Linked DNA regions of Homo sapiens: region 1 is linked to region 2. The links are chromatin contacts, found by Hi-C or POLR2A ChIA-PET in ENCODE. All regions are on one chromosome and are shown on one strand. Each heading gives the region's core, a stretch centred on a gene start or an enhancer-like site at or near the end of the contact. The rest is flanking DNA. Distances are from core to core; before and after follow the strand shown. Region 1 overlaps MBNL1 (muscleblind like splicing regulator 1). Region 2 overlaps MBNL1 (muscleblind like splicing regulator 1).

What was found. Hi-C counts contacts between places; a loop is a spot of excess contacts on that map. ChIA-PET counts read pairs that join two places held with the same protein, here RNA polymerase II (POLR2A). Pooled maps may share reads with other maps.
Region 1: a loop to region 2 is called in a map of mammary epithelial cell, with 2.0 times the contacts of the local background. The contact joins two enhancer-like sites. A Hi-C loop is called at or near these places in 10 of 168 maps with a recorded cell type or tissue (B cell, CD4-positive, alpha-beta T cell, CD4-positive, alpha-beta memory T cell and 7 more), 9 of 37 single-sample maps with no recorded cell type and 11 of 50 pooled maps. POLR2A ChIA-PET finds 5 or more read pairs at or near these places in 15 of 52 experiments (A673, CD4-positive, alpha-beta T cell, CD4-positive, alpha-beta memory T cell and 11 more).

Annotation. Positions count from the first base shown.
Region 1 is chr3:152,384,082-152,391,304 of GRCh38, reverse strand. The region is part of intron 2 of MBNL1 (muscleblind like splicing regulator 1); the gene reads right to left. Among named protein-coding and RNA genes, the nearest start is that of MBNL1-AS1, 120 kb to the right of the region's middle. Within about 2 kb of position 2,489, at least 4 of the 41 ENCODE cell types and tissues checked have a DNase peak (open chromatin) inside an H3K27ac peak, as active enhancers do; they include PC-3, where a contact is called at or near this core.
Region 2 is chr3:152,343,755-152,351,573 of GRCh38, reverse strand. The region is part of intron 2 of MBNL1 (muscleblind like splicing regulator 1); the gene reads right to left. Among named protein-coding and RNA genes, the nearest start is that of MBNL1-AS1, 78 kb to the right of the region's middle. Within about 2 kb of position 1,998, at least 3 of the 41 ENCODE cell types and tissues checked have a DNase peak (open chromatin) inside an H3K27ac peak, as active enhancers do; they include PC-3, where a contact is called at or near this core.

The DNA of each region.
Region 1 (7,223 bases), core at 1,240-3,739, 39 kb before region 2:
GTAAGGTTTTAATTTATCTAAGAAAGGGCAACTTAATGTGTAATATTATGCTGCAACATTCCTTTAAAACTGAAAAAGGAGAGAGTGCTTAATAGTAGGAACTCAAAAAGCAGAAAGATGTATTCAGGTTCAAATCCCAATTTTGCCATTTACCAGCCCTGCGGCCTTGTACATAGCACTTAATCCTCTAAACCTCTGTTTCTTCACCAATAAAATGGGAATAACTATACTATCTCCCTGATAAGGTTATATAAGAGGATTTAAATGAACATTTGTGTGAAGTCAATACCTAGCACCTAGAGAACACAGGTAGAGTATAGCTGTTGTTCTTATTTTAAGTTTATCTAGATTTGTTAAATGAAAGTTTTCTAGTCTCGCTCTCACATCACTGCACTTCAAAGGTTTTTGGGCATTGTTCTGGTTAAGCTGGGTCTTTCCACAAAGTGCTGCTCCTGCTCTGCTACTCTGCAGTCTTTAGGGCAAGGGCATTCTTGCCTGTGCCCTGTGACCCTCTCCCTGCATCAAGTATCCTAGTCCATTAACAGTTTTACTGCTACTTAGCTTTGATTTGCCACTACAATAAAGAAGGTATGGCATTTCATTTTCAAAAACTATCTCGGCCTAAGTCACCAGAGGACTACAACCCACTTATATCAGAGTGTGTGTGTGTGTGTGTGTGTGTGTGTGTGTGCATAACAATACAATTATGTACAGTACAAAATACATGATAATAAATGATTGTGCTACTGGTTTACTTATTTACTATACTACTTATCATTAGCATGTACTCTTTCTAATAATTAAAAAAAAAAAGTTAACTGTAAAACAGCCTCCAGCAGGCCCTTCAGGAGGTATTCCAGAAGAAGGCATTGTTATCATAGGAGATGACAGCTCCATGCATGGTATCATTCTTGAAGACCTTCTAGTGGGACAAGATGTGGAGTGAAGAAGACATTGATATTAATGGTCCCAACCCTGTGTAGGCCTAAAATAACATATACGTTTGTGTCTTAGTTTTTAAAGGTTTACAAAATAAAAAAAAAAATAGAGAAAAGCCTTAAAGATATAAAAAAGTTTTTGTACAGATGTACAATCTGTTTGCATTTTAAGCTAAGTGTTATTACAAAAGAGTCAGTAAGTTTTTTTTTTTTTAATTATAAATTTAAAAAAGTTCTTTGGGAGGCCGAAGCAGGTGGATCACAAGGTCAGGAGTTCGAGACCAGCCTGGCCAATATGGTGAAACCCCGTCTCTACTAAAAATACAAAAATTAGCCAGGCATGGCAGCCTGTAGTCCCAGCTACTTGGGAGGCTGAGGCAGGAGAATTTCTTGAACCCGGGAGGCATATGTTGCAGTGAGCTGAGATCGTGCTACTGCAGTCCAGCCTGGGCAACAGAGCGAGACTCCATCTCAAAAAATAAATAAATAAATAAATAAATTACATTAAGGTTAATTTGTTGAAGAACAAAACATATACATTTAGTATAGCCTAAGAGCACAGTGTTTGTAAAGCCAACAGTCATGTATAGTAATCTCTGAGGCCTTCACATTCACTCACTACTCACTCACTCATCCAGAACAACTTCCAGTCCTGCAAGTTCCAGTCATCATAAATATACTATACAGGTGTAAAAATTTGTAATCTCTCATACCATATGTTTACTGTGCCTTTTCTATGTCTAGATACACAAATACCACTGAGATACAATTGCCCTTGGTATTCAGTACAGTTACACGCAGTACAGGTTTCCAGCCTAGAAGCAATAGGCTATAACCACATAGCCTGGATATGTAGGAGGCCATATCGTCCAGGTGTGTGCACGTATACTCTATGATGTTTACATAATGACAAAATCACCTAACAATGCATTCCTCAGAACATATCCCAATCGTTAAGAGATACGGGGCCAGGCACTGTGGCTCATGCCTGTGCTACCTGTGCTACTCCTAGTACTTTGGGAGGCTGAGGTGGGTGGATCACCTGAGGTCAGGGGTTCAAGACCAGCCTGACCAACATGGAGAAACCCCATCTCTACTAAAAATACAAAAATTAGCCGGGCATGGTGATGCATGCCTGTAGTCCCAGCTACTCTGGAGGCTGAGGCCGGAGAATCGATTGAACCTGGGAGGCGGAGGTTGTGGTGAGCCGAGATCACGCCACTGCACTCCAGCCTAGGCAACAAGAGTGAAACTCCATCTCAAAAAAAAAAGAGATGCATGACTGTATAAAAAGGGTATGTATAAAGACTGATCCCCATTTAAATCTATGAAATATTTCATGTCAACTGTTTAAAAGCATGTGAATTAGGCTCTAAACCAGAAAAGGTTTATTATTAATCTTTATTAATAATGTCTACATTCATATTTTCCAGTAACTCAGAAACTATTCCTCCACCACTTCACCTTCCTTCTTTGCCCTTACGTTAGAACATGATTCATTGTGTGTGATAAAGATATTTCTTCATTTAGTCACTTCATCTACCTGAATACCTGTGTAAATAATGCACATGCAGGCTACCAGATGTGCTGCCAGATACCTACTAAATACCATTAATAAAGCTTCCAGATTTCCAGCTCTAGCTTTCAACTGCTAGGCCTCTGAACCAGAATCAGTGGTCATTTCCTAGGAATTCTATGCCCCTTTCTATCCTATCCTTTTCCCATACAGTACCTAGTCATACCTCCTCAAAGTCGGAAACTTTAGATTGGACCTAGGTAGGTAAAGGTAAGAGCTGGGAGTCTGAAGCACTCACAATCAAGGGAACTGCACTTGGCATAGAAATTGAGAGCAAAGAGAAGACAGACATTTATTGTTTCACTCAACTATGGGACTGGGACTGGTAGGGTTAATAAAAGCTGAAAAGCTAAAATCCATAACTACTGACATTTATTATACTATTCTCATTTCTCAAGTCCTGTTTGTAAAGCACTGGTATGAAAAGAACCTGATATTTTAATGTTATGTGTTCCACGGACCTTTGTAAATTCCCAAATGGACAAATACTCCATCCTCCTCACCATAGTTATGGCTTATATGAACAGTCAACAAAGATATCTTGAAGAGGGTAGCCAACTAGATGCCTTCTCCAGCTGAGTCCTCAAGTCAACTCAGAGCACCTGATGAAAATTTCCTCCCAAGGACCAAAAACAATCGATTACATGTAATGAATCTTTGGGACAGTTCCTGAATGTTAAAAACCAGAAATCTAAACTACAAGAATGTCAAGGGTCTAGTGAAAGCCTGTTGGCCCATAAAACAATGCAAAAGGCCTGTGGTTCTGAGAACGGATTATTTTACAGGGAGCTGTAGGCCATCTAATCTTTATTTTTACTTTTACCTTTCTCACTAATTTATGGAAAAGCCTTGGTAAACTGGCTTACCACTCTTCATCTAAGTTATTAATAATACCATCTCATCCTTTTCTTAGACTACTAGCAATAAATTCATACAAATATACCCACAGAGCATATATGCATGTGTGTACACATACTTATATTTATAAATATATATACACACAATTTATTTCTTTTAAATATAATTATAAAATTACAAGAGTCATAACTGCTCAGGAAACATATGGATTAGAAAGATACAATGGCACTTTACCTAGGTGAGGTTGAACTATTCAGCCATAAAAGCTTTCTGTGACTTCTGATGAAAAGGACAAAAATCCAAAAACACAGTAAGGACAGTTTTAAGAGACAAAGATGATATATGAGAAAGGAACACTTTTACAGAATTTATGCAACAGTGAAAAATAATTAATACGAGTGACTAATCAGATTTTGGTCCTTGACTACATGAAGTCATGACTTTTGAAGAGGGGGAAATATACAGTTTCATTTAGTCCTTTCATATTTTAATTTTTAGAAGACAAATTTGATTTTAATATTTTAAGTCTTGAATGTAGACAATTTCCTTCTTTCCAAGAATTTGCTTTATTAGCTTTCATTTAATAACAGTTTTACATTCAACACAAACTGCAATACTGTCTTGTACTTGGTGCAGGGTTATGCTACCGCAGTGATATAAAAATAGCAAAGACCAAAAAAAAAAAAAAAAATACACAGACTGGAATAGCTTAAAAATTGAAGCTTTCAGATAAAGCGCTCTGAAATAATTACAAAAGATACAACACCTGATTATTGGCTGTAAGATAGATCTTCCTTCATTATATAATATTAAAATTACCTGAGAGATTCATAGTTTTCCTTCTTAGAACTAAAGACTATTAAAGCTATACGGGGTCTCAGAAGGGTTCAAAACTCAAGCTGCATTGGCCTGTTGTGTCTGTTTACTTAATCTATTTTTACAACACTGCAGTAGCCAGATCCAACTTACCAAATACCTGCTTCAACATTCTGCACCACATTGATTCAAGAAATAAAATTTATGAGTAAGAAAGCTGCAAACTATGTTTCTAACAAATCAACCTATACTATTAAAGTCAGAGCCATAAGGAAATAAAAACTATAAATATGCTGCTTTAAAAAGTCTAAAATGTTGCCTAAAAGGATTTTAGTGTTTTTTTCAAACTTTTTTTTTCCTGCCAGGTAAGGCATTTGCCTACTTTACTTGTGTGAAATAACCCAAGTTGCTATTTTCAGTGTGCAAGCCCTAAGTGTCTGTATCAATTCTCAGCAGGTATCTTGACACACCAACGGGATGTTGAGATAGATGTATCATCTGTACAGCAACTTACTACACATACTATAAATTATTTAATAAAATAAATCCTTGACCATGAACATCTTTCATGCCAAACAGTAATGCCAAATCTAACTTTTACTTTGTGAAGCATTTCTAACAATTCAATGTACCCAAGAAAAATCCACTTGAGAGTGCTGACAGAATGGGATTTGCCAATTAAAAGTTGTTGCCATAGAAACAGGCTTTAATATGTTCTATGAAAAATATGAACAGGTTATGTTATCTCTTCAGTCATCTACACTTGAACATAAAATGTGAAAAACACAATTAGAGAAGGGTGTAACAGTTTCCCAAGAGAGCATCAAATGCATTCTCTTGTTCATAAAAAAAGTTCCTTTTTTTCAACCAAAAATGAACACATGCTCTATTTTCTTGAATTTTTTCATAGATTATTTGACTAATATATCACTTCACTGTATGGTATGATTTTTCCTTTTCTAGAATTGAGCTTTTTTTCCCCAAAGTACTCTAGATTTATATCTTATTAAAATCTTCAAATACTGTGCTCTTTGAAAAATAACTTTAAAAATATCTTTTGAACTACCCAAGGGGAAGATCATTACAAAGGATCCTTTGACATTCTAAACATTCTAAATACCACATGTTAAAAGTATTTCAAGTACATCACTGAATGTTCCTGACTGTTGACTCAAGGGATTAATATGGGATAGACTTCAGCCAGATGACCATAACCAGCCACAGGACATAAAATAGTGAACTACTCTATCACTTTTATTACTGTTTTACTAACACGGCCCATGACAAGAATTCTAGACATAGTGCTATTAGTCTTCAGGTGGTGATCCAGAAGATAAATATTAATGTTTGGTAGAAATTCTATCATGTATTTTCCAGATTGCACCACTTCAGTATCACTCTAAAAGGCAAGTGGCACATTTAAAATTTGATTTTTGAAAGTATCAGTCTATTAGCATGTGTCTTGATTTATTATGCATAAAATGAAAAGATCCTATGACTTATGAAATTTAAAATTATTTATTCCTTTATCAGTTGAGGGTAGAGTTACCCAACATGTAAAAAGGTACTCCATAGAATACTTCAATTAATACATTAGTATTAATTGTCCATCATTAATTATCCAGAAATAGCATGATTTGATATAATTAAAATCCATGAAGATTTTAACATCTAATGTCTAATTTAGATGAAAGAAAGCAGTTGTTAAGAAAGAGGAGAGTGATTTTTTGAAATCAAAGAACTAAAATATTACAAAGTATCTGAGAGTACCAGTCCTTCCTTTCTCTATACCCTGTGGGCATTTTCCCCACTCTCAGAGAGGATTAAAGAAGTACCTTATTTACTTAAGGAAACAATGGCTCTCAAAGATTTAATGTAAGAGAGGCCTCAATACAAGAAGAAATATTTTTTTAAAAGGCATATTTTTTAAAAATCTCAAACTTCATTTAAAAACATGCACCTTAAGCCATTTGTCTTTCAAATTACAGCAAAGATGCAAATCACATCTCAAAACTAAGTATCGCTACCAAATGGAAAGGGTTCTTTTCCTGAGATTTCTACTAGGGATGTATAATCTCTCTTGTGTTACACAAAAAGTATAAATAATTCTGAAAATTACACCATAGCTATTTGACCTGCTTTTCATGCTTAAAGAATAAATAATAATTATCTGAATAAGCTTTACGGGAACATTTCCATTGAGGAATCAAATCTGCAAGCAATACTCAAACAACTGGCCCACTCAGGACCACAGCCTATCTAATGGTACAAAGTTTGGAAATAGAAACTCCGGACAGCATAGGTTTATAAAAGTGAACATTTCAAAGCAACACAAAAAGAATGTCTGTTTTATCAGGCAAGAATGTTCTCTGCAAATTAAGATTTCAAAGTTTTAAAATCAAAAGTTGGAAAACAAACATCATATAAAACCTGCACCTGCTAGTGAATGCTGGAAATGACCTGCTTAAGTGCCTGTCTGACTTGGTCACTAACCAGCACTGTGACAGGCTGCCTAAAAGGATGTTAAATATGCTCACTGCAATCTATTTGTCATGTAGTTTCTTTTTCTAAGATATGTTGTTCTATAGTATTGTCATTAAACCCACATCTGAAGTTTGATGGTTTTTAAATGGCAATCAAGTGTGATTTTTTACAAATGTAACTTCTAAAAACCAATTTGAATTTAGTTTGAATATTTTTCAAACTGCATACATTTTATTTTCAATTATCTTTCTGTAACTCTCTAGTCAGGCAAAAACCCAGAAGCAGCAACTTCTGAGGATAAAGGGTTATTTTATATGCCAAAAAATTTAATGCCCTGATAACATGGATAAAAAGCCTAACTATTGGTGGCTACTCCAATCGTTATGCTTTTCCTCTAGGAAAAAGAAACACATTTCCTCTAGGCAGTTTGGTACATTCTGCCTCCATGGATCACCCTTCCCAAAGTGTAACTTTCCTTAAAAATAAAACATTACAAACTTCTGTTGTACACTAAGCATATGAAGTCTATAATAATTCAAATATAAATCATT
Region 2 (7,819 bases), core at 749-3,248:
TGTACAAGTAAAAAGGGTCAGGATTTGACAAATATACTCCAACTGTGAAATTACACCTTTAATAAAACTCGAAAACTAATAACTTACAGAAAAAATAGCAACCATAAAACAAACACTAACATAAAACATGTTTTCTACATGAGAGGCAGACAACATTTAGTTAACTTTTGCTTAGAGTTATTTTTGCTATGTAAGAATCAGAAAATGCAATCCAACTATTCTAATCAAGGGATTTGTGCTTATGGTATGGATCAGACAAAATATAATGACATAATGAAATCTCATTTGTTTGACATAGTGGTATAAACCATGGCATTTAACAACTATTTGCCTTGCAAATTTTTGTCTTTTCATTTTTTTCAGTTAAATGTTTCTACTTATTACAATGAATTATAGTTACAACTTCTATCTGGCTTTGGATATATCCACTTCTGAACTCTAAGTTATGTTTTGTTATGCAGTAACTTTATTAACCAAAAACAGGAAAAAAAAAAGTCTGATACATAATAATCTGCCCCATTCATTAGAAATTGAGGACTTGTTTTGGAAACAGCTTTTGAGGTTCACCTAGGTAGCTAATTAGTCATCAGCCTTGTACTATGATCGATAGGCAGGGCTATGAAACTTCTTCCCCTAAGAGCACTGACTTCGGGGGTTACCGAAACACATTAGAACACATGCATGGATAAAACATGTCCTCTGCCCTCATGAAATTCTATCGAGATGGGTCTATAAGTCAAAGTTAAAATAAAATATTTTTAAAAAGAGTAAAGAAAGGAGTGTGGACCCAAGGCATGGAACCACCCAAATGACAAGGATGACCAAAATGCAGGTAGTATTAGGGAATGGAATCTGGCTAAGCACCTTCATTTCTGTCTCTCAGGAAGTTTTTGGTTAATCTTCCATTCAAGGCCAATCTCTCTAACTCACTTTTTCTTAATCCCTTCTCATCTTCTCTGATATTTCCCTATTTTAGCGATTTGTCATTCATTCTTTCACTCTCCACTGACGGCTGCCCCTTCCCTTAGTGAAAAAGACATGCTTCCACTATTCTGCAGTGGAATAACCCTCACTGCTCTACAACAACCTCTTCTGTGCTGAATCCTTCAGCTGACTCCCACTTCTCTTATTATTATTGAATTTCTTTATAGAGTTGTCTACATGTGTTGAGGCCTCATGCATTACCTCCCAATTTACTAGTGACTCATCTTCTTGGAATCTGGTTTACAATCTGAATTCTACCTCCTCTCTCCCAATTCTACTCATCTGCTTTCAAAGATTACTACTGTCCTTTTAACAGCCAAAGTGATTTTTTTCTCATTTCTTGTCTTCTCTATAGAATAACTAGTTACTTTCTGAATGTTTTTCTCTTTTGCCTTGGCAAAGCACCATCCTCATTTACCTGCTATGTATTAACCTACTCATTCTCTGACACTTTCTTTTGATTTCCCTCCTTTCTGACTGCTGGTTATAGAGAGATGCGCCAAGGTTTGTCTTTAGATTCCTTCTTCTTACTGTACATTCTCTCTGGGTATTTTCTTCCTATCACAGCACTATCAGTCTGTGTAAGAGGGTTTCAGATGTTTTTCCTTAAATTCAACCCTCCCAAACCAATTACATGTTCTCCCTAAAAAGAAAGAGAAAACATCAATTTTAACACCTATATTTCTTATCTTAGCAAAGGGCAATGCTCCAGGCCTAGTCATCCCAACTATAAATCTCAAGGTAATTTTCTGCTAACCTTCCTATCTACATGATGAGAAATGAATGATAAAAACAGTAGCATTAAAATACACACATACACACACACACACAGACAATTTACTGTGCCCACTTTTTAATACTTTTTTGAAAGCAACACCTCAATTTTCCTGAAATATCTTTGAGTGGGCTATGTAATTTTATTGTTTAAGATGGACCGCTATGAAAAAAAGGAACTAAATACTTTCTTATTATTAGGATGACTAATGGATAAGTCAGAAATTATATCCAGCACTTCCAGTTGAGTGATTTCCTCTAGTTGCAAGAGTAAAAATTTTTTATAGTGCAACTCAGAAAAATTATACACTAGCATTTCAATAATCTGTTCAAAGTCAGTTTCCATTTTTTTTCATTTTTTAACATGCCATGGATATGTCACATTCAGCTATTCTTTTAAAAATAAGATATGTTTCCAACTGTTCTATTCACTAAATAACACCACTGATGTTTAGTTTTTTCAATATTGTTTATGTACTTTCTCAAACTATGAAACAAGACATTGTAGGTAACTTAAGTCAAAATCTAGCCCCATAAATCAGCACTAAGATAAAGGCAATAGATACAAATAATTACACAGTAATCCCTGAAGAACTGTTATTCAAGTATTTCAAACATGTACAGTGTGCCTGTACATACATACTCTATTTAGCACAAGGGATACATTCTTAGGGAATGGGCCCCAGGAGAGGTCTTGATAGCCAGAATTTTTGCTAACCTGATCTTGCTTCCCTGTCAGCCAAAGTTCTTCCCTTCTCTTCAAATTCCACCTCAGTTTATTTTTGTAACCATGCATTCTGTTCCCAGGAGGTAGTAAGACTTATTATGCTCTCTGTAATGTCCTAAGACTTCCAACAAGCCCTAATCTCATATTTCACCTGCTTCCCCAACCTTTTTCTCAAGCACTTAAAAACCTTCTATGATCATATCAAGTCCAGTGCCTTTTTCTACACCAAAGACATTCAATACACTTTGGATATTGCTGCAATTGCTGCTGCCGGCTAAATGTTAAAAGTACAAAGTACTCTGTCTTCCTTTAATAATCATTACTATCAAAATCAAATGAAAATGGGGCTAGAAAACACACTAAATTCTTCTAAACCGCTATAATTTTCTTAACCCACTTCAGTTTATTTTATTTAGGATGTGATTACATGGGCCAATGTTTATTTTTAGGATAGTACTAACTGCCCTTTTGCTTATTATTTGTGTTTTCTCATCTCCTGATTCCCAAAAGCTCTGTAAATGTAGAGTAATTCAACCTACATAATAAATTACAACCAAAAGATTATGACTGTACTATAACAACTGCCTATTACCACAAGAGAAAATGAGGAATTTCACCAGGGTTCTTTAAGTGAATTCTTTGTAATACTTTCAAATAAGTATTGTTTCCTAAAAATAATAAACAGGAAGAATAATGTGTTACCTACTGAGTTTATCCATTTACTTGTTCACTTATTCACTCACTCATTGATTTCCACTAGCACATACTCATTTATTCAGTAAATACACATTGGCTTATCCACCTGTTTGAGCAAATAAAAATTTTTTGTTGATATAGCAACTTCTATATTCTCTAGTATCTGTTAAAAATACATTTTTCTCCATAAGGGACAGATGCTTGTTTTCTGTTGCCTATCTCTCCTCCCATTACATTCCTTTTCTCTTTTGGAAGGTATCTAACTCTTTCAAGCAATAGAACTATCATTCTCAAAACTGTAGACTAAATGGTAAATATCATCTTAATTTTTAAAATCTATGACTCATCCTGGAGGAAAAGTCTGTATTCTTTTCACCCACCTGTTATTCTAAATAGATTAAAATTTATACTACCAATTATCCTTATAAAAACAATAATTACATTTTCAATTTTACTGTTCATGAGAACAACATACAGTTGTGGGATTCATGAGCAGAATTCATAAAAATATTGACTTTCACAGTATATTTTTAAACATGCATTTATATTGCTTTTCAGATAAATGAATTATTTCACAGAGATGAGTATCAGTTTACAAAAAGTACTGTGCTGTGCATTATCTTTATTAGATTTGTTCAACCAAGGAGTCAAGATGGCGGCAGGTATACTTCCGAGAAAACATGACACGCACAGAGTAACATGGTGATCAAATGGGGACCTGTCATAGGAAGCCAAATAACTGACTCCAAGTCCAGTGCTTTTTCACACTGTCTTCTTACATGATTTTCTGTGTTCTTTGTTGTAAAGCTCCTGACTTCCATTAAAAATGCCAAACACATTGAAAGCTTTCAGTGTAAACTGACCTGATGCTATAAAGGTCGACATATTTGAGCAATAGGCAGAAAATGGCCTATTTGAAGACTTAAAAGACATAAAACCTAAATTTAAAATACATTTGATATGAAAACTATAACCTAAAAGTGACTAAAAGTATAATTTTAACTCAATTTGAGGTTCTATAAAAATATATTTTTTTAAAGTGTCAATTAATGCTTTTAAAATAATCCATTTTTTTCATGTTACTTTTCAACTCATGGAAAATATTTTTAAATATTTTTGGTTCTCTAATGAACACAAATCAAACTTTCCTCTGAGTTGAAATTTCCTTTTTAAAGGGAACTCTTCTCATGTAGCAATCTTAATACAGTATAGTTGGCTGTTCTATTGTTATATGAGTTTTCACTAAGCGTTTGTTTACAAATATGTCAGCATAGCTCCAAAATTATAATTACACTAAAAAGCATGAGCTCAATCTCTCAATCCTAAACTTTGAAATTACAATATAGATAATTTATTCTTATTTTTAAAAAAATTTTTGTAGAGACAGGGTCTTACTATGTTGCCCAGGCTTGTCTCCACCTTCTGGACTCAAGCGATCCTCCCACTGCAGCCTCCCAAAGTGCTGGAATTACAAGCGTGAGTCACCATGACTGGTTTTTTTTTTTTTTTTTAATTAAAGTGATTTGAAACAATTTGGTAATGCAGACTGGGACAATGTCACTATACCCACTGAGGTAACTGAGACATGAGAGCTTTCCAACCCAAGGTCAGAAATCACTGAAACAGCTTATGAAACCCTCACTATTTTAGTGTTTTAAATTGAGAATGCTGTATTTTTCTCTTGGGCAACAGATAACCTTCATTTTTGACGTAAATGATAATGGTGGCTTCACATGGCCCAGGCAAACTTCAAAACAAAACTGTAGGACCACATTTTTCTAACCTGAAAATAAGTCATATAAGGTACAAATAAGTAAAATTGGAATTAAATTATTCTAGGAAAAATATGTGGTTATCTTGTATCTAGTCAGTAATCAGATTTATTCTGTAAGATAATAACTTAATTCTCATAAAATAAACTCTTCTCAGAATAATGGGACAATATGAAAAAATCAAGAAGGAAAACTGCGTTTTTAAAAATAATGTATCTCACTTATGTGAAAGGTATGAATATTTAAGGAATATAAATAAACGATGATTTAAACAGATAGTGGTAGAAATTTCTGACTCTATGACATTGAGATGCACAATCTATTTTGAGTGGACACAGTTGAGGATCATCTTCTAAGTTTTCCAAAGCGGCACTATACTACTGCAAACACTGCCCAAGGACATAACTTCACATTGTTTTTTGTCTTAAGCTTAGCTGTCTCACCTCATTCATCTCCAAGCTTTTGTACAGTTTGGACCCCATCCTGCCACATGAATCCGACCTCTGGCATTTGACATCTTGACTAGGAAAAACTTCCACTGACTTACAGTTGTACTTTTTCCTAAGACTGTCAATTCCCATCAGTCCTACCTCATAAAATAGGAAGCTAAATAACCACTTCTGCTGGATACAAAACATAACACAAAAAGAATAGCAACAAACAAACAAACAAACAAAAATCCAGCCTATTGAACACTGTTCTAAGTGGTTTATTAACTTATTTGATCCTCAAAGCAATCCTATTATTCTATTATTAAAACTCATTAAATAAAGATTAGAAATCTGAAGCTCAAAAAGGTCAAGTAACCTACCCAAGGTAACACAACCAGTAAACGGCAGAACTAGGGTTTGAGCCTGTGTTATCTGGCTCTAGAGCCAATGCTTTTAACCATAAAGCTAAACCAGTACTGTACCTTTGCAGTTCTACTTGGAAATGATGTGAAAATTAGTAGTTTCTGCAAATTATGTCTAATGTATTATCAATGTTTTACACATACACAGAGCAGTTTATACAGCTGTCTCTCTCTCTAAATAAAAACAGTATTTTAAAAATATTTATTTGGCTTGTTCCATGTGTAATTTTTTAAATTGCAAGATGCTTTAAAAAATGCATATATCAAAGTCCTATTTCCACATAGGAAATCAAGAATGGTGATGATTACCAAACACTACTCACTTTATTTATAACACTTCCCCTCTTGGTGTTGTCACTTTTATTTCTGATGACAAAATTCTCCTCAGGGAGAGATCCCACTGATTTTATTTGAGCCATTCCATCTTACGCTTTTAAAGGAGTAAAATAAAGCAGATTAAACTGCCAAGGACACATCCAGGATAAGGGCAGGGAAAAGAAAAGCTGGTACTCAAGGTATCTAAGTTATTTCATGTGTAAAGGGTTTTACGATGAGTTTAACTTTTGGTAGTTAATACATACTGCTTCAATAGTAACCCAAACATACTACCTAATTAAAACTCCCACAGTGAATTGCCAAAATAAATTAAAAACAGGCATTAGGAATTTAGGAAAAAAAAAAGTCTCCCAGGGTAAGTGAAGTAAAACAACGTTTTCATGCCCAAATGGTATGCTAGACCTACATACAATTCAGGCATACATAGCCATGAAAGGAAAGAAATAGAGAATTACAGAGAATTAATGTCACGTAATTTCTACTCTAGTATGACTCTTTTACAGTAAAAGCAAAAGCATGGGTGTCTGTGTGTCTTTGTGTGCCTTTCCATCTGTATGGACATTTGTGTATACAGAGAGAGCAGGAAGAAAAGAACAGCAAAAGAAGCCACTTTACAGGCACATCTGAAAATAATAATAGCACAAATGGACTCTATAGTCTACAAAATAAGGTACACGTGTAAGTGATAATTTCTCTCTACATTTAATATTTTACTTTCACAACAATGTATGTTTTCGAAAGCGAAAATGTTTAAATGTGTAATATTAACTTAGTGCTTAATTTAAGAGACTCTTCTTGAGAAACCAGAAAGTTCCACACTGACAGGAGCACTGGTTTAATACATGGCCTTTTTCAAATTAAGAAGACACAAATGTTCACGGAAACACTTGGTTTGAGTTTTACTCTCAGTTTAAGTTTTCTAAACAACCTTCCTTCAGGTGCCAGCACACAATATCCAGGGTTTTAATACAAGGTACCAGTGTCTCTGGCTTTTGATATACCACGCCAAATCACTGCAATACCTGTTAGGACTACCTAAAATCACCTTTGTGGCAACCACTAAACTTTGCTACATCTCCCATTAGTACACACGGCATCCTGATTTATCAGAGAAGGCACAGTTAGGGCTGAGAGGTAGTGTTATAGTCCGAAAAAAAGTATGAGTTTGTGCTTTGTGTTTTCTTTTGTTGTCTCAATAGACCAAACATAGTTAATTCTCTTTGTTCTTTTTACTATGTTTTATGTTTTTTAACTTAGATTCTGACTGAAAGATGTTTTCACCATATTTCTGGGAAACATATATCAAACAAGTAGTAAAATTATAGTTAAAAAACAAACCTCAAAGTTATACCAGTCACCCCCCAAAAAAAGGTCATCTTTTACACTTCCACTCTTACTTCCCCCATCATCCATGTAAGTTCTTAACGTTCATACATACAAATTACAATTTTATAATATTATAAACATAAAACCCTATTTAATAACTTATTTATAAGGGAATATATCAATGACACATTTATAAATACATTTTTCCTCAAGTCTCTGGTACCAAATTGAGTTTCTAGTGCCAGAAATATTATTTTTCACTGTATGAAAAACTAATATAAATGGATTCCAATGGCTTTCAATTCTTTAAATATGTCATCTGCTTACAACATTTTTTAAACAATTTGGAAT